Regions from separate parts of the Homo sapiens genome. Here regions 2, 3, 4 and 5 are each linked to region 1. The links are chromatin loops, found by intact Hi-C in ENCODE. Cell type or tissue: PC-3. All regions are shown on one strand. Region 1 holds the start of LOC105373622 (a long non-coding RNA gene). Region 2 holds the start of GPR39 (G protein-coupled receptor 39). Region 3 overlaps GPR39 (G protein-coupled receptor 39). Region 4 holds the start of LYPD1 (LY6/PLAUR domain containing 1). Region 5 overlaps LYPD1 (LY6/PLAUR domain containing 1).

Region 1 (4,000 bases):
TCTCTCTGTCTCTTTCTCTGTCCCTCCCTTTCTTTCTCTGTCTGTCTCTCTGTCTCTGTCTCTCTCACTGTGTCTGTCTTCTGTCTTACTCTCTTTCTCTGCCTATCTGTCAGTCTCTCTCTCTCTGTCTGTCTGTCCCCCTCCCTTTCTGTTTCTCTCTCTGTCTCTCTTTCTCTTTGTCTCTCTCTGTCCGTCTCTTTCTCTCTCTTTGTCTTTCTCTCTGTCTCTGTCTCTCTCTCTCTGCCTGTCTCTCTCACTGTGTCTCTCTTCTGTGTTACTCTCTTTCTTTGTTTATCTGTCTCTCTCTCCCTCCCTGCCTTTCTGTTTCTCTCTCTCTGTCTCTCTCAATTTCTGTCTGTTTCTCTCTGTCTCTCTCTATCTCTGTTTCTCTCTGTCTCTCTCTGTCTGTCTCTGTCTTCCTCTGTCTGTCTGTCTCTCTCTTTCTTTTTCTGTGGCACGATCTCGGCTCACTGCAACCTCCACCTCCCAGATTCATGCCATTCTCCTGCCTCAGCCTCCCGAGTAGCTGGGACTACAGGCACCCGCCACCACACCTGGCTATATTTTTTGTATTTTTAGTATAGACGGGGTTTCACCGTGTTAGCCAGGATGGTCTTGATCTCCTGACCTCGTGATCCACCCACCTCGGCCTCCCAAAGTGCTGGGATGACAAGCATGAGCCATCGTGCCCGGCTTGTCTCTTTCTTTTTCTCTATCTGTCTGTCTCTCTCTCTGTGCCTGTCTCTCTGTCTGTGCCTATCTTCTGTCTTACTCTCTTTCTCTGCCTGTCTGTCTGTCTCCCATTCTCTGTCTGTCTCCCTCTCTCTGTCTGTCTCCCTCCCTCCCTGTCTGTCTGCTTCTCTCTGTCTCTGTCTCTCTCTCTTTCTGTTTCTGTCTGTCTCTCTCTCTCCATCTCTGCTTTCTCTCTCTGTCTCTTTCTCTGTCTGTCTCTCCCTCTGTCTCTCTCTGCCTGTCTCTCTCACTGTATCTGTCTTCTGTCTTACTCTCTTTCTCTGCCTATCTGTCTGTCAGTCTCTCTGTCTCTGTCTCTCTCCCTCCCTTTCTGTTTCTCTCTCTCTCTCTTTCTGTTTCTGTCTCTCTCTGTCCGTCTCTTTCTCTCTCTTTCTTTGTCTTTGTCTCTGTCTCTCTCTCTCTCTGCCTGTCTCTCTCACTGTGTCTTCTGTCTTACTCTTTTTCTCTGCCTTTCTGTCTCTCTCCCTCCATGTCTCTCTCTCTCTCACTCACTCTCCATCTCTCTCTCTTTCTGTCTGTTTCTCTCTATCTCTCTCTGTCCGTCTCTGTCTTTCTATGTCTGTCTCTTTCTGTGTCAGTCTGTCAGACACCTCATGACGGGGAGGGCTCTGCCCCTTCCACGAAAGTGAGAAGTGCATGCTTAGGTGCTTAGAGAGGCTGAGAAGAATCTAGACAGACGGGCCTTGCTGGGCTTCCCCACTCGGTGTATGATTTCGGGAGGTCGAGGCCGGGTCCCCACTTGGATGCAAGGGGCATTTTCAGACTTTTCTGTCTGTCACGTGTGGCGTCTGTACTTCTCATATTTCCCTGATAAGTTCCTCAACTTAAAAGTAAACGGTTAAGGCCGGGCGTGGTGGCTCACATCTGTCATCCCAGCACTTTGGGACGCCGAGGCGGGTGGATCACCTGAGGTTGGGAGTTCGAGACCAACCTTGCCAACACAGCGAAACCCCGTCTCTACTAAAAATACAAAACTGAGTCAGGAGCGGTGGGGCAGGTGCCTGTAATGCCAGCTACTTGGGAGGCTGAGGCTGGAGAATCGCTTGAACCTGGGAGGCGGAGGCTGCAGTGAGCTGAGATCGCACCACTGCACTACAGCCCAGGCTGTAGAGTGAGTGAGACTCTGTCTATAAATAAATACATACATACATACATACATACATACATACATACATACATACATACATACATTCTTTTCCGTGCTGACTGACATTTGCAGGCATCGGTTGTCTTCGGGCATCACCTAGCGGCCACTGTTATTGAAAGTCGAGGTGACACAGAGGGAGGTCTCCCAGACTTCACCGAACCTGGGGCAACCGGTTTCTCTCTCTCCCTTCTGGAGGCCCCTCCCTCTCTCCCTCGTTGCCTAGGGAACCTCTGCCCTGGCTGGGGCCCTATTGTTCTTTGATCAGAGCTTTAGTTTTCTTTGTGTGTTGGTTTCTTTCGTGTGCATAGACTCTTCTACTTGGGATTTAGGAGGGGTCAGTTTAATTTTCAAGTCGCCCCTCGGCTCCCCCCACTACCCACGTCCCTTTACCTTCATTTAGTGAGTCAGTTAGGTGGGTTCCCCCCAAACCCCCACCCCCCGCCTCCCAACACCCTGCTTGGAAACCTTCCGGAGCCACCCCGGTGTGCCTCCGTCTTCTCTCCCCTTCCCCCACCCCTTGCCGGCGATCTCATTCTTGCCAGGCTGACATTTGCATCGGTGGGCGTCAGGCCTCACTCAGTGGTCACCGTTTTTGAAGATGGGGGTGGCACGGTCCCACTTCCCCAGAGGCAGCTTGGGCCGATGGCATAGCCCTTGACCCGCGTGGGCAAGCGGGCGGGTCTGCAGTTGTGGGTTTCTTCCCCCGCTTCCCTCCTCAGGCCTCCCTCCCTAGGAAAGCTTCACTCTGGCTGGGTCTCAATCACCTTTTATCATGATGTTTTAGTTTCTCCTCCCTCCGGCCAACATAGTTTCACAATGGGAAGGGCGTCACAGCTCTAATCTGGGCCTTCTTAGCATTTGCCCAAAATAGAAACGGTTTCTGAAAACTAATACTTTGCTCACTTAAGATTTCCAGGGACGGTGCATTGGCCCGTGTTCGTTGGCTTGTTTTGTTTTGTTCGTGTTTTTCCTTTTTCGTATGTATTTCTTTTCAGGTGAAGTAGAAATCCGCAATTTTCAGGAAGACGTATATTTTCCCCAAGACACATTAGCTGCTGTTTTCTCCTGTTAACTAGAGCTTTTGTGAATCTCTCAACGTGTAGTGAGAGCCCGTTGATGTTTACTAGACTTCAGAACATCTTATGTTCTAGAAACCCGTAAGCGAATGCTGCTGCTGCTCTTGTTGCTGTTGTTGTTGTTTTCAAAGCACACCTCGGCCACCGTTTACGGGATCAAAAGCGTTATAAAATATGTGTAATTATTTCCTGAGCACGCCCTTCCTGCTCCTCTCTCTGTCTCTCTGTCTGTCTCTGTCTCTCTCTTTCTCTGTTTTCTCTCTCACTCTCTCTGTCTCTCTCTCTCTGCCTATTTCTCTCTCTCTCTGCCTGTCTTTCTCACTGTGTGTGTCTTCTGTCTTACTCCCTTTCTCTGCCTGCCTGTCTCTCTCTCTATGCCTGTCTGTCTCTCTCTCTCTCTCCCTGTTTGTCTGTCTGTTTCTGTCTGTCTCTGTCTCTGTCTCTCTCTCTGTTTCTCGCTGTCCCTCTCTCTGTTTCTCTCTGTCCATCTCTCTCTGTCTCTTTCTTTCTCTCTGTCTCTCTCTCTCTGTGTCTCTCTCTCTCTCTGCCTGTCTCACTGTGTCTGTCTTCTGTCTTTCTCTGCCTGCCTGTCTCTCTCTTTCTCTCTCTGTCTCTCTCTCTTTGTTTCTCTCTGTCCGTCTCTGTCTTTCTCTGTCTCTTTGTCTGTCTGTCTGTATCTCTCTTTCTTTCTCTGTCTCGCTGTCTCTGTCTATCTCTCTCTCTGTCTCTCTCACAGTGTCTGTCTTCTGTCTTATTCTCTTTCTCTGCCTGTCTGTCTGTCTGTCGGCCTCTCTCTCTCTCTCTCCCTGTCTGTCTGTCTGTCTCTCCCTGTTTTTTTCTCTCTCTCTTTGCCTGTGTGTTTCTCTGTCTCTGTCTCTCTGTCTCTCTCTCTCTCTGCCTGTCTCTCTCTCTCTTTGTCTGTCTTCTGTCTTACTGTCTTTCTCTGCCTGTCTGTCTATCTCTCTCTCTCTCCTTGTCTGTTTCTCTCTCTGTCTCTGTCTGTCTCTCTCTTTCTGTCTGGTTC
Region 2 (4,000 bases), 150 kb before region 1:
ACTAGTATTTCAACAAACACTCAAGCTTTAAGCAAATACAATGTCCATTCCTCTCTGTAATATTTGAGTAGTAGCAACCAGTGGGTGATAGACTGAGTTGGGTACGCTTCCCAAGTCCCAAGATAACGTTACCTACTACAACTTCCAGAAAGGCTGGCCCTAAGAGGCAGCAACACCACCAGGCTTACCTATGCTTGTCAAAGTCCTGCCTTGTTTCATTTTCCTTTCACCACACGCCTGTGAAAGTCACAAACAGACATGCATTTCTCTGCCCTGAAAAGCACAGTGGGACTCTTTGAGCTGCACTGAGGTGATTCTGAACTAGGTCTTCTCTAAGTCTCAAATTCCTCCTCTAGAAGATGGAAATATCAGTCACCTGGCACAGCCCCTAATGCAGAGTAGCATCCAAATATTCTCATTTTGTGCAGACACAGAGTAAAGTCAAGTCAGCTGGTCACCTGCCACAGCTCTCAAAGCCCAGCTCCCTGGGGGCAATCCATGGCTGCCTCTGAGTACTTTGAAATTCATTAGGGCAATTATTTCAAATCGAATAAAGAGTAAAATTAGACCCTAAGCTTTTAACAATTAATGACACACTGGAAGCCAGGGGCTGGTCTGAGGCAAGACCCAGGTCTTTCCATCATTCTCCAAGTGCCTTCCAACTCTCTCTCATGTCTACCTCCTGTCCCTGGAACCTGCTGCCCAGTTGCCCACACCAAAACAAACAGCACCATGATTTATTCCTTTTCCTGATGCCACAGGGGAGAGGGAAGAAGGGAAATGTTTGTTATATCTATTCCTTTTTGATTCACACACGCACAATACATCCTTTTTATTGTTTCTGCTAAAAAAATATATTTTAAAACCCTTTGTTCACACACATTTCATGTGTCTCCATTAAAGCCTTGTCTCCCAGCCACTAGGTCCCTCTTCTGAAGGCTCTGGGGTCAACAGACCTGTGGGCTCTTTTTAAATAGACGAGGCCTCAACTTTAAATACTTGTATCACAACAAAAGTTTGGAAAACAAGCATAAGAATTGGGTCTGTGAGGTGATTATTCAAATCCTAGGAATCGGTGAAGCCAGATTTTCTGGATCAGATAAACAGGCCGTCCTGCCAGGTTGCTCTGGTCTGGTAAGGAACAGACCCACAGTGGCAGAAACCCAAGCCCTGGGGAGTGCTGAGAGCTCCCATGTCTTAAGATTGGGTCGAAGAGGCTCCAAGGAATAAAATAGCAGCCCGAGAGTGTGTGTCGCTCACAGCCTGCTTTCTCCAAAGGAGGAGAAAAATGGGAACAAAATCTAATTGCACAAGAAAGTCTTCCCCGGGTAAAAGAGCTAGATAAGACGGTTCCCTGTATCTCTGCAGAACTTGGTCTTTTGCAAAGGACTTTCACCTGTCCTGCATTACCTAATTTGTCCGTCATATTCTCTAGTATTATTGTCCCCATTTTACCAAAGATTTTTGTGACTTCCCAAAGGTCACAGCAGTGATGTTCTGGAATATACCCAAACCTTCTGGGTTCTGGTCTCGTGCTCTTTTCACCATAATCTACCATGAATCCCCGAAACACAGAGAAGAAACATTCAGAGACCCAGAGCAATGCCCTCATACTGCTACAAGACTCTTCCACCTTAGTAAACTTAAGTGTGCAATTCTAGGGCAAGACTTGCCCTGGAGAGGGCCACAGGCAGTGGCACGGGTCGTGGGGGAAGGTTGGGAAGCTGCTCACGTGTTGCCCCCGACTTAGGACTCACTCAGGAAGATGATGGTCTGCCTCCTGGCGGTCCTGCTCTCTTCGCTCTCGGACTTCCTCAGCTGCGGAGGCCGCGTGCCCCCGGCCAGCGAGCCCTTCTGGCTTTTCATGAGCACCTGCATCATGTTCCAGCACATGAAGGCTACGGAGAGCAGGACCACGAGGTAGACCACGAAGGCGCCGAAGATGCTGGACTGGAACACGGTCCAGCGGCTGGAGAGGTTGGTACAGATGGACATATTGGAGGTCTCGGGCTGCTCGTGGTGGCGGGTGCTGGAGCGGTTGCAAGTGAGACCCCGGTGGCTGGGCACGTTCACCAGGGGGTACTCAGTACCCATGGCAAACAGCAAGGGCAGTGCCACCAGGGCGGAGGTGACCCAGACGAAGCCAATCAGCAGCTTCACCTGGCAAGGTCCCGACACAGCCTTGTACCTGAAGGGGTGACAGATGGCGATGTAGCGCTCAAAGCTGAGTGTCAGCACGTGCAGCAGCGTAGCGTAGCTGCAGGCCTCGAAGAGGAAAGTGTGCAGCTTGCAGGACAGGGTGTAGCTGGACGTGGTCAGGGGATTCCAGATGATGCTGTAGAACTCCATGGGCATGCCGATGAGGAACACCAAGATGTCCGAGCAAGCCAAACTCACCATGTGGTCTGTCACCTCCTTCTGCAAGTATCCTTTCTTCTGCAGCACCTGGGTGACCCGAATGGTGGCGCTGTTCCCCAGAAGGCCCATCACGAAGATGATCAGGTACACCAGAATAAGGGTGATTTTGATCCAGGTGGCCACCTCAAACTCGGGGACATGACTGTGATCAATGATTTGGGAGCAGTCACTGCCCGGGAGGCTGGGTGAAGCCATGAGAAAGAGCACCAGGCTACCAGGTCCAAAGACTTTCTCAACTTCCCTTTCTCCTCCCAGCAGCGTCCAAAATTCTTGGCTGCAAACTCACCTGCGTGGGCGCACGATTTTATCTCACTCGAGTTCTCCTCGCGAAGGTAACTTAGTATTTCAGGTGCTTTCATGGAAACTTGCTGGAGCAGCCCAACCTAGGAGAGGCCCAGGAGGCGCCTGGGTGTTGAGGTTTGGGAGTGTATGTGGCTGGGGCGAGGCGGGGAGAGGGCGGAGGAAGAACGTTCTAAACTCCTGGCTGGCTGGGAGTGAGACCGCAGCACCTGGCGCTCCGCCTCTGCCCCTCTTCGCCGAGGGCGCACTCCGCCTCGCAGCACTCCTCTTCCTTTCCAGCTGCCGGCACTTGAGAGCCCCGGTCCACATTCCCAGAGCACCCTCTCCCGAGCTGCGGGAGGCGGGGTGGTCAGCGATTAATCATTAACCACAGCGGATTGTGCTCAGCGGCCCGGCTGCAGACCCAGCCCAGCGGCGGGGTTTGACTCAGCACATAGGCACGGTCCCTGAAATCAGATCGTGGCTCTCGAGCTACGAGCGACCCACCCCCGCCCCACCCTCCGTCACCCAGGCGGCAGCCGCAGAGGCAGCTGCGGCGCTCCAACCCGACAAGCGTCCCAAGGAGGTGCAGCCCCGGGGAAGCTGGCGACCCTCCCGAGCTGGGAGAAAGACAAACTTCCTCTCGCCCGCACTGCCCCCACGTCCACCGCTGCCCTGGGGGCCCCCTTCGAAGGCGAGGTCACGGCCCGTTTGGTGGTGGCTTGACCGGGGCGTCCCAGAGGAGCCAGCAAGCCCTCGCCTCCTCTGTGGGGTGTTTGCCAAGGACAGCTGGGCTCTGCGCTGCTTGCAGCCGCTGCTCCAGGAAGTCGGCCCCAAGCAGGCTTGCAGGATTCACTATAGAATCCCTGCCTTTCCCCAGAGCCTGCCGGTGTTCTGCGCAGGGCCCTGCCTCGCCTTCCCACGGAGGGACGCGAAGACCCCGGGGTCTCTTCTTTCAGTTTCGCTCCAAGGTGCAGCCGCTTTCCCGGCAGCGGGACGTCTTTTAATTGGGGACATGTATATGGATGAGGATGGCACTCCGCCAGCAAGCCCCAGGTGGGAAGCATGCCCTCCGGAGGGAGCTGTGCCTAGAACGTCGAAGACAGCAGGAGGAGCTGAAGGCTCTGACAAGGCCGTCATGTAAAAACAGCATTAAGGATCATGACCTTTTCCCTCGAATGGACCCATTTTCGTCTTTTAATTCCACAATCAGAGGGAATGAGCAATGAAGGGGGAGGAAGGCTGCCTTATGCGTTCTAGGATGTTTAGCACCTGCATACACACATCCATAGGGACAGCCAAA
Region 3 (4,000 bases), 280 kb before region 1:
CTTTTCAGTCGTGTTAAACAGTAATATGGACACTGGGACTCTGAAGGAAACCTGTATATGGTGAGCAAAGTTTGGAAGACCAATGCACAGCCTTAATCGACACAGTAGACCTCCCTCGAATGCCTACCATGTACAGGCTTGGGGTGTGGTATGCTCTGGGAACTGAAGGTGAATTAGCCTTTTCCCTGAATTCAAAGATATTACAGTCTGATAGTCTCACAAGTACACACCACAGACCTCTATGTGCTCATTTCTATGTGACAATCCAGGCTCCATTGAAAGGCAAGGCTCTGCTCCTGCCTATGAGAAGTTCCTAGTCAAGCCTAGGATATGAAGGTATGTTAGACACACCATTAAGGAGAGAAGAGAGGATATTAGCTGCTCTGAATTTATGAAGAAGGGAGCATTTAATTTGAGGGTAATAATATAAGAATACATATACACATACACACACACGTATCTGTGACAGTGAATCACAGGGGAACCTGGCCAATTCCAGGGGGTCAGAGACGGTTTCCCTAAGTAACATTTGTTGAACAATGTGAATGTATAGGCAGTCAGGAACTCTGAAAGATAACCCAGGCATAGAATTTAGACTGCATAATGATAAGAGTAGTGATAATAATAATGGCAAAAAGTTGCATTTCTTGGGGACTTATGTTTTACCAAATGCTGTACATAATTATTTGATCCCTACAACAAAACCTAGAAAGCAGATATTGCTTTCCCTATTTTGCAGTTGAGGAAACTGAGACTCAGAAATGTTGAGTAATACATGCAAGGGCATAGAGCTGGTAAATTGAGGAGCTGCCACGTGGCAAGAAGGGGCAAGAAATGAGAAAAATTACATTTGCTGGCTTAGCAGAGTTAAATTCCTTTCACTTGATTGTTTTCTAAATGGTGCACTTACAGATACATACTTATTCACTAAGTCTGTCCATTAGACATCTAATACAGGGTACCACATGGGCACAGGAAGATGGTCTAACTGCCAGCGTAGATGGACTTTTAGCTAAATTTACAGCCAATTAGTGCTGGGAGCAAATAGCATTTCTTCCTATGAAAAGTTGAGTTAGTTTCCCATCAAAATATTATTTAAGGGTAAGACCCCCAAGTGGAATGTTCCAGAAGACCTTTAGCAATAGTGCACTGTATGTTATTTAAACTAAAAACAATGCTGTGAAAAATTGCACTTCAGCACGAGCAGCACCAAATGGAATTGAATTGGGCAGCTGAAAAGGAGACATGATGATTGAAATATTTGCCAGACTATTACATCCTTGAAAGGTTTAAACAGTGAGGAGAAAGACAGGGAAGGGGAGGAGGATGATTTAGAGTAGTTCATTTAAGAACAACAGGACTAAATTAACCTTGGGAAGGGGCGTAAGCGGGGAGGGTGGCTGGGAGAAACATTATGCAAGATGCAAGAAGCTTCCTGAAGGAGAAGTGTGCTGGGCTGCAGAAATTTCCAGCCCAGTAAAGCAGGCAAAGCCATCTATCATAAAAGTCATTTACAAGCAAATTTGACAAATTACTGAGAAAATATATTATGGGCCACATTCCTAAACAGCCTTAGGAATGGACAAACTAGTAGGTCTTTTCTGTGCCTAATTCAGGAAAATCTGATACTTCTTTGAGACTTTTATCTTTATTTATATTTTTGGAGCCTCTTTTCCTCCACTTTAAAATGGATCAGCAAATAAGTTACCCAACTTGGTGTGTGGGTGTCCTATCAGTTACAGCTCTAGCAAAATTTCAACTCAGGGAGGGAGATAGATTGCATTACAATTTTAAAATGTCTATTAGCTGAACTATCTTATTAATAAAGCTGACTTCCTAATCCTAGTTTACTTATAATTTTCAGTCAGGCTGCAGAAATTCTAAATTACACAAAGCAGCCGAAAGATTAAAGAAAATTTCTAGAATTAAAAACCATCAGACCTAAACATTTATTTTCTCAGTATATTGAGAAAAATAAAAGGTGTGACTGTTGGGGAAATGGTGGGTGTGACAGTCCCAGCTTTGCCGGGCCTGGAAATTGTCTATAAACCTCCCCAGGCATCCTTACTGCTTTGCAATTTCTGAGATCTCGCCAAGCTCCTGATTCACAAGACCGGAATTAATGTACGTGCATTGCTGCCCCCTGCTGGATGTATGGAACCCATTTTTGTCTAGGGCCCAGGGAAATGCCATTTGCAAATTTCAATTACTTATCAATTCCTTTTCCTCCATCCCCCACCTGAAATATCACTCCCCTCAAAGGACTCTGTTAGGAGACCATTCCATCTGAGCTAATGGGCAAAACATTCCTTATAATGCAATTAGTGGGCTTCCTCATACAGTAACCCCATTGACCCTCTGTCGGTGCGGCTTGCTGGAGGCAACGGAAAATAGGAAACACAGCATCTTGCTCCTCCAAGGACCACTTTTTGAAAATACCCCCTTGAATTAACATTAATTCAGGCACGAGTGGTTTCTCTTCTCAGAGGATCTAGGGGCAGAGCCAAAATGTCAGCCAGCCCTTTCCTCCTTCCCTCCCCTTCATTTGATATTTGCATATGATGCCTCTTTTTTTTTTTTTTTTTTTTTTTTTTGCTGTGGAGCTACTGCATCCTGGAGAACAACAGCTCTCAAATGCCACCACAGATGGAGGCTCTCTCTGCCCAAGCCACAGAGGCCCCGGAACTGTCAAGGAATCCCCAGGGTGCCAACGTCCACTGAGAGCTGACTGGGCTGGACCGAGTTTTCTATTTTATAGGCAGACTCCTAGAATGTGGCATAATCAGAAAGAGGGGAGGGAAGGGAGAAAGTAATTTTGGTTGGAATGACCACATCTTCACTCTGCTGGTGATAGGAATACTGGGTAGACAAGCCCCAGGCCCCTTCTCTTAGGCAACTTACAATTCATTAGTCAGTTCTTAATATCTTGTCCATATCAGCTAGGCTGGACTACAACTTACGGTCTCAGGATTAGTCTTAACCCAACCCCTTCCAGCAACCTTGCCCACATATTTCTTTCTCAGAGTTCCTCTGCCTATCCCCCGATCTGTCCAGTTCTTGTCCCTACTATAGCCAGGCTCCCCTCTTGCTGTGCCCTGTGGGGCCTCTTGTTATAAACCAGTGGTTCTTAAAATTCACTGGGGGCTTGTTAGAAATGCAAATTCTTGGGCCCCAGCCCACTCCTACTGACTTACAACTCTAGAGTGGGGACCCGTAATCTGTGTTGAACAAGCCCTGGGAGTGATTCTGAGGCACACTCAAGTTTGAGAACTGTTGTTATAAATGAATCCCATTTTTCTCCACTCACCAACTCTTAACCAAAATTGTCTCTTGGCTAAGTCTCATTAATGCTGATGGAAAAATACATTAAGAAGCCTGATAAACTATTCTTCATGCCAGTTATGGATGCTGATGGCCTATTCATCCTCAGAGGTCTAGACTGAATGTGAAACCTCTTGGGTAAACTTCGCTTCGTCTGCTAGCCTCTGACCAGGACAACTCAATCATGTCCTCTCTCCTATGTGGGTCCTCCACACTAGTTGACAGCAGTGATCAGACTCTTATTGTCTCTTGTTACGCAAACTTAGTCTTGGACCAGTTTATCTGCATCACCTGGGAGCTTGTTAGAAATGCAGAATCCCAGGCCTGCCCCCAGACTGACTGATCTGATTCTGCCTTTTAGCAAGATCTCCAGTTGATTCTTTGGTGCATTGAAAGTGGAGAAGAATTGTCATCATCAGGTGCTTTAACACACACACACACACACACACACACACACGCCCATCACACATCGTGGATTATAAGATGGTTTTAAGACAATCTGACTGTTATTCAACTCTGGGTCTTCAGCATCTGGATCTGGAACAGGGACAGATATAGCCACTCTTAGCATTAGTAAGTGTTTGGTGAGTGAATGTAGGATTTATTTTTTAACTAGAACATCTGAAGACTAGAATGACTAAATCCAGGAATAAAACTCTACTAGTGTGTTCAAGCACCA
Region 4 (4,000 bases), 400 kb before region 1:
GGCGTGAGAGAGCTGCCCCCAGAAGTGGCCGGGGGAGAAAAGGGTGAAGAGGAGCTAAAGCTTAGGAGGCGATTTCCACGGAAATGGATGCTCCCTAAGGATGTGCGGAAAGGGGATGGGAATGTGCGGATTGGGGGCGGGGGCACCAACGCACTCCGGCGGGCAAGCGGTCTCCCGCACCACCTGCTGCAAGGCTCGGGAAGGAAGGCGAAGATAGCACCGGGGCATCCCCGGGAGTCCGCAAGGTGGGTCACTTGGACTTTGCGGAAAGAAGACGAATTTGAGGGGTGTGGGGAGCAGCCAGAGGCCGAGTCCGAGGCTGGGATGGCCTTTCAGGAGAGGACGTGGGAGTATGTGCTAATAATCGGTGGCTTTGGGGAAAGCAGAATGGAGCCGGCTGGCGTTTGGGAGACAAGGAATGGAGGAGAACAACCCTCTTCCTCACCCTGATTTGCTTTCTGGTAGGACCTCACGGCAGGTGTCCCCGGGACGGCGTTCTCCTAGGCTAGGCGACCAGGGCGGTGTCAATGCACCCTCCAGCGGTGCGCGCAGGCGGGAGAAGGGAGGGCGGCCCGGGCAAGTGAGACAGTTAAGGCAGTGTCCCCACCACACCCCCACCCAGATTGGCCACGCCGAGCTGGTTCTTGACAGAAGGCCTTCGCGGAGGAAGAGGGGGCACAGCTGCACAGGACACCCTACGGAGCCTGCGGGCGTGGAACTTTGCCAGGCGCACGGGAACGCGCGCCCTTCCTGTCAGCCTCCCGGGGCGCCAGGCTCCCGCGGCCCGCAGCGGGACAGCCTCAGTTGTGTGGGCTGGACCCAGTCGCTGGGGTACCGACCAGTCCTGGAAGGCGCAGAGGACGTGGAGTGGGGAGGCTGCCTTCCTATGTGCGAAGGGCCAGCCGGGCACGCAGTCCTCAGACCCTAGTCCGCACCCGGCAGGTCCCCACGGCACCTGCTGCGCCCTCCTCGCCGCTCCCCCAACCTCCCCATCTCAGAAAACTACCAGTTCTCTCCCGCCCCCCGGCGCCCCTTTCCCAGGAACGTGCGGAGGCGGGAGAAGAGGAAGACAGGAAGGGGGTGGGGATGTGAAGCGACCGTCCCAGCCTTCCCCGCCCGCCACCCCCACCCCAACTCGGCAGCCGTCACGTGATGCCTGGAGTGGGAGGTGGGGAGAAAAGGCGAGACTTTTGTGGGTGCTCCCGATCGCCAGTAGTTCCTTCAGTCTCAGCCGCCAACTCCGGAGGCGCGGTGCTCGGCCCGGGAGCGCGAGCGGGAGGAGCAGAGACCCGCAGCCGGGAGCCCGAGCGCGGGCGATGCAGGCTCCGCGAGCGGCACCTGCGGCTCCTCTAAGCTACGACCGTCGTCTCCGCGGCAGCAGCGCGGGCCCCAGCAGCCTCGGCAGCCACAGCCGCTGCAGCCGGGGCAGCCTCCGCTGCTGTCGCCTCCTCTGATGCGCTTGCCCTCTCCCGGCCCCGGGACTCCGGGAGAATGTGGGTCCTAGGCATCGCGGCAACTTTTTGCGGATTGTTCTTGCTTCCAGGTGAGAATACCCAGAGGCCAGCAGCCGAGGCCAGGTGCGCACAATCCATCTACCCGCCAGCCCTTTTGCCCCCAAGGCGCCCACCTCGGGGCCAGCCCTGCGCTGGGGCTGCCCAGCGGGAGTTGGCGGCCGCGACTGGTGCCCCGGGGCGCGAGGCTGGGAAAGTGTCCAAGTCCCGCGCTGCAGGAGGAGAGCGGGGAGCGGCGGGTTTGCGGGACTCCGGGCTGCAGCTTGTCCGGCTGCACCGTCGGGAGAAGCTGGGCTTGAGAGGAGGGAGGGTCCGAGCGGTGCTGGGTTCTGGGCGAGGGAGAGGGGGCGACATCTCCCGAACCCTGCCAAGTTGTCTGGCGCCTCCGGCACCCCGTGGGAGTGGCGCCGCCGACAGGTGAGCGATGCGCGAGGCAGCCTGCGGCCACGCTGAAGCTGGGTTGCTGCGCTCAGAGTGCGATAGATGTGGGGCTGCGGGAGCGTGGGTAGTTGGGTCTAGACAGGAGCGCGTACACCGAGAACAGCCAGGCCGAAGCGTCCAGAGGCGCAAAGGTCTCGCGTCCTCTCTCCAGTTCGCCTACTGGCTCCCGACTAAGCTCTGCAGAGCTGGAACCCCGACCACTGACCCTAGTCGAACGGTTGTCCTGAAAGCCGGGGCCTGGAAGAAAGGGCTGCGGGGTCGGGGATCCAGGGTGCGCGCGCTCACAAACGCCCTTTCCCACCCTCTGTGGCCATTCGGGTCGCCGCGGGGACGGCCCCGGAGAAGGGCCGCCGACCCGGGCTCGGGGACTTGCGGCGCAGCAGCGCTTGGCGTCTGGCACCTCCACCCAAGTTGTTCCCAGGTGGTCGCTCAGGGATCCTCAGAGCCCTGGCACAGAAACGCTGACTTTAAAAATTAAATAAATAAAAACTAAAAAGACGTCTGCGAATGTAATCACGAATGGTGCCAAAATAGTAATTAAGTAATTTGTAACCAATTAGCAATTAGGCAAATCCTTTGGCTTAGGCTGGAGCTAACGCACATCTCCAGAGCTACTTCACTCTTGCGGTGGTACCGTCCCCACCCTCCCTTCAACTTCTTGGGAAAAGGCCTGGGGTGGTAATGGATGGGCGCTTTGTGTCTAGAGCCGGGGTCCAGGGGTGGCGGGCACTATTCCACTTTCTTCCGTAGGACCCTAGGTACCCGCGCCGCCCCCTGCCGGTGTCAGCCACATCCAGCCCTACCCGGAGACCCAGGAGTGGTCTAAGCCTGCCAGAGGCTGGGAGCCGCCTGGCTCTGAGGCGTGGGATGGTCGTGATTTCCGGGGTGGGCTCTGTGGGGGCCGGATCTGAACCCGACTGCGTCTGTCTCGCAGGCTTTGCGCTGCAAATCCAGTGCTACCAGTGTGAAGAATTCCAGCTGAACAACGACTGCTCCTCCCCCGAGTTCATTGTGAATTGCACGGTGAACGTTCAAGACATGTGTCAGAAAGAAGTGATGGAGCAAAGTGCCGGTAAGAGCCTGGCAGCCCTCCCCCTCGCTCTTAAGCCTGGGCTGTGGGGTGGGAGTGAGGGGGCCATTAAATAGCAGGAAAAAGGACTGACTTTGATTTAATGCCCACACACTGGTTATCGCAGATTTAGTTTTACAGTGCTGGGAAAATGAAGAGTTCCAAGTTACTTTAATCTCATTAGAGTTAATTACCAAGGCTTCTCCCCAAGGGTCTTGGGAGGGGAAGTGCATGTAAATTAGTGGCTCTCCTCTTTTTATTTACTCCCTTCACCTCCCTATGCTAAAAGCTGATGGAGGTAGAAAATATATGGCTAACCAGCCCTGGCTTGGGCAACTAGACAGTAGCCTGTGAGCATTGTCAGCCTGAAATATGGAGCTAGTTGAAGCTCCCAGAGGTCAGAGCTTGAAAAATGTGTTTTGTCATAGAGGCACACCATATTTCCTTGAAGAACACTACAGGATCTTTGTTTAATTTTAGAACTAATGCATCAACTTCCAGGCACAAATTGCCAAGATCTTTCAAAGGAATGCCGTTCTCAGCCCTACCAGCTTAGCTGCTGGCTAGCTGAGAAGAAGTCCTGAGCATCCTGTGGGGGAAGGGGAGGTCTTGTGGGATAGCCCTCACTCCCTCTAGTTGACCAAGAATCTTCTCACTGAGGTAGAACTTTCCAACCCTCTCCTCACCCCCTACCCCAGCTGTCTTATCAGAAGTCAAAGTTCCCCAAAGTATATCTGGAACTTTGGGAGAATAGGTAGAGCTGTTACTTCAGTTTCAAGGTCAAAACCATAAACACAGACCTTGCCATTTTAAGGATATTAAAAGGATGGGAAATAGCATAACTTGATGGCTGATAGTGAATGAACCAAAGCCCCCACTTCCTTTAGTTCTGTGAACTGCCTGCAGAGCCCGGTGAAGTGATTAGAACTGTTATATGATTCCCTTTACCCGCTGGCAAATCAATGCAAGGACTCTAGTT
Region 5 (4,000 bases), 380 kb before region 1:
ACTATATAAATACACTGTTTCTCCTCCAACTTTGGCCAATAATTTCAGTGTCTTTTGGTGGATCTCTCCCACATCAGTTGTTACCATGGTGTTCTAATCTTAATTTCTATTTCCCTCATTCCTTCTGCATTTATTAACTGGAATCCTTCTGTAAGAAAAACTTGTCTCTTCTGCACATACTTATTTACTCATTTATCTATGTCAGCATGAACTCATGGGTATTTACCTGATTGGATGGGGTTATAATCCAATACTATCATTATTTATTTTGTTGCTCAAATTGCTCCAGCTCTGTCCATTGGGAAGTTGGAAAGTCCAACCAAAACTCCAGCTTTGTCCACTGGGTCATTGGTCCAGAAAGGCAAACTGAGGCTTACAGAAGTGAAGTGTATTATCCAAGGAAGTGGCTCAGGGAGAATTCCAGTCTAGGTCTGTTAGACTCCAGGGTTCATGTTCTTTCCTCAGGGTAAGGAATTATTTCAGAATTAGAATGAAATATGGACATGAGCTTCTTTAGTTTCCTCCATCCCATTAAGTACATGAGGATCTACTTAATGATAAGGCCATTAAAGGAGAGGATCATGGCTTCTGGAAACTCCAGAGCTTGGTGAAAGAAGTTAATATTCTGATTTCTTGGGTCCCAGGGAATAGGTACAATGGCTGCAGTGGAATGAACTGCCTGGGAAGTAACCTCAGTATTTTGTTTATCCTTTCCTTCATTCCTTGGCATGCCCATCATTCACATCCAAATAAATAAGGCAGATTAATACAAATGACTTCCTCAGGGAGAACAATTTGTGGTATTTTTAAAGCAAGCACGCATAGCCACCCATCTCAATCCAAGAGCCCCCAGGAGGCCATTACCCCTCTAAAGACTTAAAGAGGATTAAAGTTTTAAACGCTGGGTGGCTTGATTAATTTGGTGATAGTGGGTGGTGTGTTCCATGGGCACACTCCTGGTCTGCGGATTAGAGCCGTGAGAAATGACTTGGTCTTGGCAGGACACATCTCTGTGCCTCTGCAGGGTAGGGCGGCTGGGAGCTGGTCCAAGCTGGGATTATCCGAGCCACGTTTGATGGACAGCCCTTCATCTACCAGTTGAGCCTTCTAGCTCTGGGTCTGCATCTGCGTTAACTAAGATCAGAGCCTCTCACAGTTCTGCCTTTGTCAACCAAGGCCTGGAGGTGAATTGTAGCTTTATGTAAACTCTGTTACCCAGGTGACACCAATGTAGGAATAAAATCCTACTCAAAACCAGTCAGAAAAGCACTTCCAGACCCCCTTCAAATAACCCCCTTTCCTTCTGTCGTCTTTTCCTTTTCCTCCCTTCATTTATTCATTCATTCCTTTGGTAAATACTTGTGTCGTTATGTGCCAGGCACTGTTCTGATTGCTGGAGCTTACGTTCTATTAATAAAGACACACTAGTAAAATCTGTAGTGTATTAGAAGCGATTAAGAGAAAAATCATGCAGGGATGAAGGGAAGGAAGCATCTCTCAGTTCTTTGGGGAAGTCTCCAAACGATGTCCCCCCTCTGTTCTTGGTCATGACCTTCTCCTACCCTAACCCGGCAGTGGTGGTTTCTGAGGCCAGCCATGAGGTTTCAGGGAAACCAGGCCCATGTCCAGCTAGAACCCAGCCATTCCTTCCTGCCCATGTTGCTGCTGCAGTTGTGCCGAACCGTGGTGTTCTTTGCCAAACCTGTCTCATGTTTCAGAGATGCCTCATCGTGTTGTGGACCCGTCAAACTACCACCCAAGGGACCACACTGGTGCATTGCCTCTGGACCTCTTGCCATGATATGACTTAGAGATGGCAACTCACGCACTTACATGTGTGCACACACATCCCCCTGCAGACACACCACTGGAGCACGTATTATATTGCTTTGTGGTTTCTTTCTTACATAAATGGTATGCTTAACTATCATTCTGGAACTGTCATTGAGAACCTTCCAGATCAGAATAGAGCTCTGTACTTTAACTGCTGCTTAATATGTATAGTATAAATGTACCTTTCCCCTATTAAGGATGTGAAAGTGTGTTTTGTTTTGAAGGTACATGGTGAGGAATGGGACTGTTTTATTTGTTGCATTTTGAATTATAGATCCTTCTGACTGCCCTTATGCCAGTCTCTGCTCCCACCAGCAGTCCATGACAAGGCCCTTGTTTTCCTCACAGCTCCTCCTCCCTCAGGCCCAGACCTGAGCTTATGGGGTCCTGGTTAAAGGAAAAGCAGAGAGAACCACAGGCACAAATACCCCTGCCCCGTGACCCTGAGACTTGAGCTTCGGGGCAGCTCCTGGTGGCTCTTTTCTTGAGAGTGGTCATTCCCTAGAGCCCTCTGGTGGACATAGCTAGGAAGAACCTTGTACTACACAGAGAAAGAAGCCATTTGAGGATGGTTGACTGCGGGTGTTTATTTACGTCATTTTAAAAATCATTCTTCTCGTGGTTCTGATTTTAAATGGTAAGAAAGGGTCAAAAGTCTTTTTCCCACTCCTATCCTGTGGCCGCCTAGAATCTCACGCCAGAGACAACCAATATTATCTCTTTTTTGTGTATTTTTCCATACATTTTTATGCATATGCATGTAAAATGTGTTTAATTTTTATTTTCCCCAATGGATGCATGTTATAGCATGGCAGGCAGTGTAGTATAATGGTTAAGAGTACAGATTATAAATCCAGATCTCCTGGGCTTAAATCCCAGCTCCACAACATATTACCTGAATGGACCCTAAGCAAATTACCTACCCTATTTTTGCCTCAGTTTCCCCACTTGCAAAATGAGGATTATTGCTAGAGTTACTACAAAGATTAAATGAGTTAATATTCATAAAGCTCTTAAAACTGCATCTGAAGCATAGTAAGAAGCATAAACTCATTTGGGTTTTGTTTTTGTTTTTTGTTTTTTTTTTTTAAAGGAAGGAGGAGGAAGGGAGGGAGAGAAAAGGAAGGAGGGAACTTCCAGACATACTTTGCTTTGTTTTTAACTCAGTATCATCTTCTATGGCTTTGTGGAATTGCAGTGTGCAGATAAGACACTGGAAATTTACCACTTCCCTGGTGATAGATAGAGTGATGGTCTATTCTTTTGCCATGACACTCTACTCTACCATGAATAACCTTGTGTATAGTCGTTTTGTATGTATGTGAGTATGTCTGTAGGGTACATGCGTAAAAGTGGAATTGCTAGGTCACAGAGTACATGCATTTGCAATGTTGATAGCTATTGCCACGTTGCCTTCATGGAAATTATACCTATTTACTCTCCTAACCAACAATGTGGGAAAGGGCCTTTTTATAAGATTCATGAACACAGTGTTTATAATAAACATTTAAATCTCTGCCCAAGTGATAAATAATAATGGCATCTCAGTGTAGTTTTAATTTGCATTCTTCTTATGATATGAGAGAGTATCTTTTCATGTGTTTCAAAGCTCTGTTGCGTTTTCTGTGAACTGTCTGTTCATTTGCTTTCCCTATTTTTCTAATGAGTTATTTATTCCTTACTGATTTATTATTTATCCCTTATAGATTTCTAGGACCTTTTTACATATTAAGGAAATCTGCTTTGTGATTTGAGTTACAATTATTTTTTCCAATGTTTCACTTGTCTTTTTGTCTTACATATAGGGATTTTATTAGGCAGAGTTTGTGGGTGTGTGTGTAGTCTAATTTTTCAATATTTTCTGTAATGGCTTCTGGGTGTTATGTCATAGAATAGCCTTTACAACTCTTACATAAAAAAAAAATCTCCCAAGGTTCCAAAGTGTCGTTTAGTACTTTTATGGGGTTTTTATCCCCCAACATTTAAATCTTAGATCTACTTGGAATTTATCCTAAGCATGTGAATGGTGGAACTGTTCAGGAGTTCTAAGTCCTCACTGGGCCCTCCCCACCTGGCAGCATTCCTTATTTCCTTCCAGTGTGAGTCTTTATTCTACACCCCTCTACTCCTTGGTGCCTTCGACTCTCTCCTGTGGCTTTCTTCACCA

What was found. Hi-C counts contacts between places; a loop is a spot of excess contacts. Peaks named below come from ENCODE experiments on the same cell type or tissue, not always from the same donor. Only the 100,000 strongest peaks of a DNase experiment are listed, where the experiment ranks them.
Region 2: it touches region 1 in a loop (2.8-fold over the local background); 5 of 110 quality-filtered maps call a loop at or near these places.
Region 3: it touches region 1 in a loop (7-fold over the local background); 9 of 110 quality-filtered maps call a loop at or near these places.
Region 4: a loop joins it to region 1, with 7 times the contacts of the local background. A loop is called at or near these places in 3 of 110 quality-filtered maps.
Region 5: a loop joins it to region 1, with 8 times the contacts of the local background. A loop is called at or near these places in 8 of 110 quality-filtered maps.

What each region holds. Positions count from the first base shown.
Region 1 is chr2:132,266,685-132,270,684 of GRCh38, reverse strand. LOC105373622 (a long non-coding RNA gene) reads right to left here and starts at 2,064. Exons shown (of 3, transcript XR_923341.3): 1 at 1,943-2,064. RefSeq lists enhancers at 1-471, 1,994-2,505, 2,506-3,018. In PC-3, CTCF peaks have their summits at 1,756 and 2,008 (motif pointing left); a DNase peak (open chromatin) is centred at 2,064; H3K4me3 peaks cover 875 bases.
Region 2 is chr2:132,415,656-132,419,655 of GRCh38, reverse strand. GPR39 (G protein-coupled receptor 39) reads right to left here and starts at 2,851. Exons shown (of 2, transcript NM_001508.3): 1 at 1,758-2,851. The coding sequence starts at 2,613. It overlaps LOC124905948, which reads left to right and starts at 2,612. Exons shown (of 4, transcript XM_047446885.1): 1 at 2,612-2,750; 2 at 3,120-4,000. The coding sequence starts at 2,612. The coding sequence ends at 3,841. RefSeq lists a silencer at 2,926-3,220 and an enhancer at 2,926-3,220. In PC-3, a CTCF peak has its summit at 2,495; a DNase peak (open chromatin) is centred at 3,055; H3K4me3 peaks cover 3,875 bases; H3K27ac peaks cover 3,771 bases.
Region 3 is chr2:132,545,434-132,549,433 of GRCh38, reverse strand. All of the region lies in intron 1 of GPR39 (G protein-coupled receptor 39), which reads right to left. Among named protein-coding and RNA genes, the nearest start is that of MIR9986, 110 kb to the right of the region's middle. In PC-3, a CTCF peak has its summit at 2,151 (motif pointing left); a DNase peak (open chromatin) is centred at 2,113.
Region 4 is chr2:132,667,424-132,671,423 of GRCh38, reverse strand. It overlaps LYPD1 (LY6/PLAUR domain containing 1), which reads left to right and starts at 1,219. Exons shown (of 3, transcript NM_144586.7): 1 at 1,219-1,543; 2 at 2,887-3,024. The coding sequence starts at 1,492. RefSeq lists an enhancer at 1,393-2,356. In PC-3, CTCF peaks have their summits at 542, 1,908, 2,545 and 2,747 (motif pointing left); no DNase peak of the experiment used is centred here; H3K4me3 peaks cover 3,330 bases; H3K27ac peaks cover 373 bases.
Region 5 is chr2:132,649,638-132,653,637 of GRCh38, reverse strand. All of the region lies in intron 2 of LYPD1 (LY6/PLAUR domain containing 1), which reads left to right. Among named protein-coding and RNA genes, the nearest start is that of LYPD1, 19 kb to the left of the region's middle. In PC-3, a CTCF peak has its summit at 2,352 (motif pointing left); no DNase peak of the experiment used is centred here.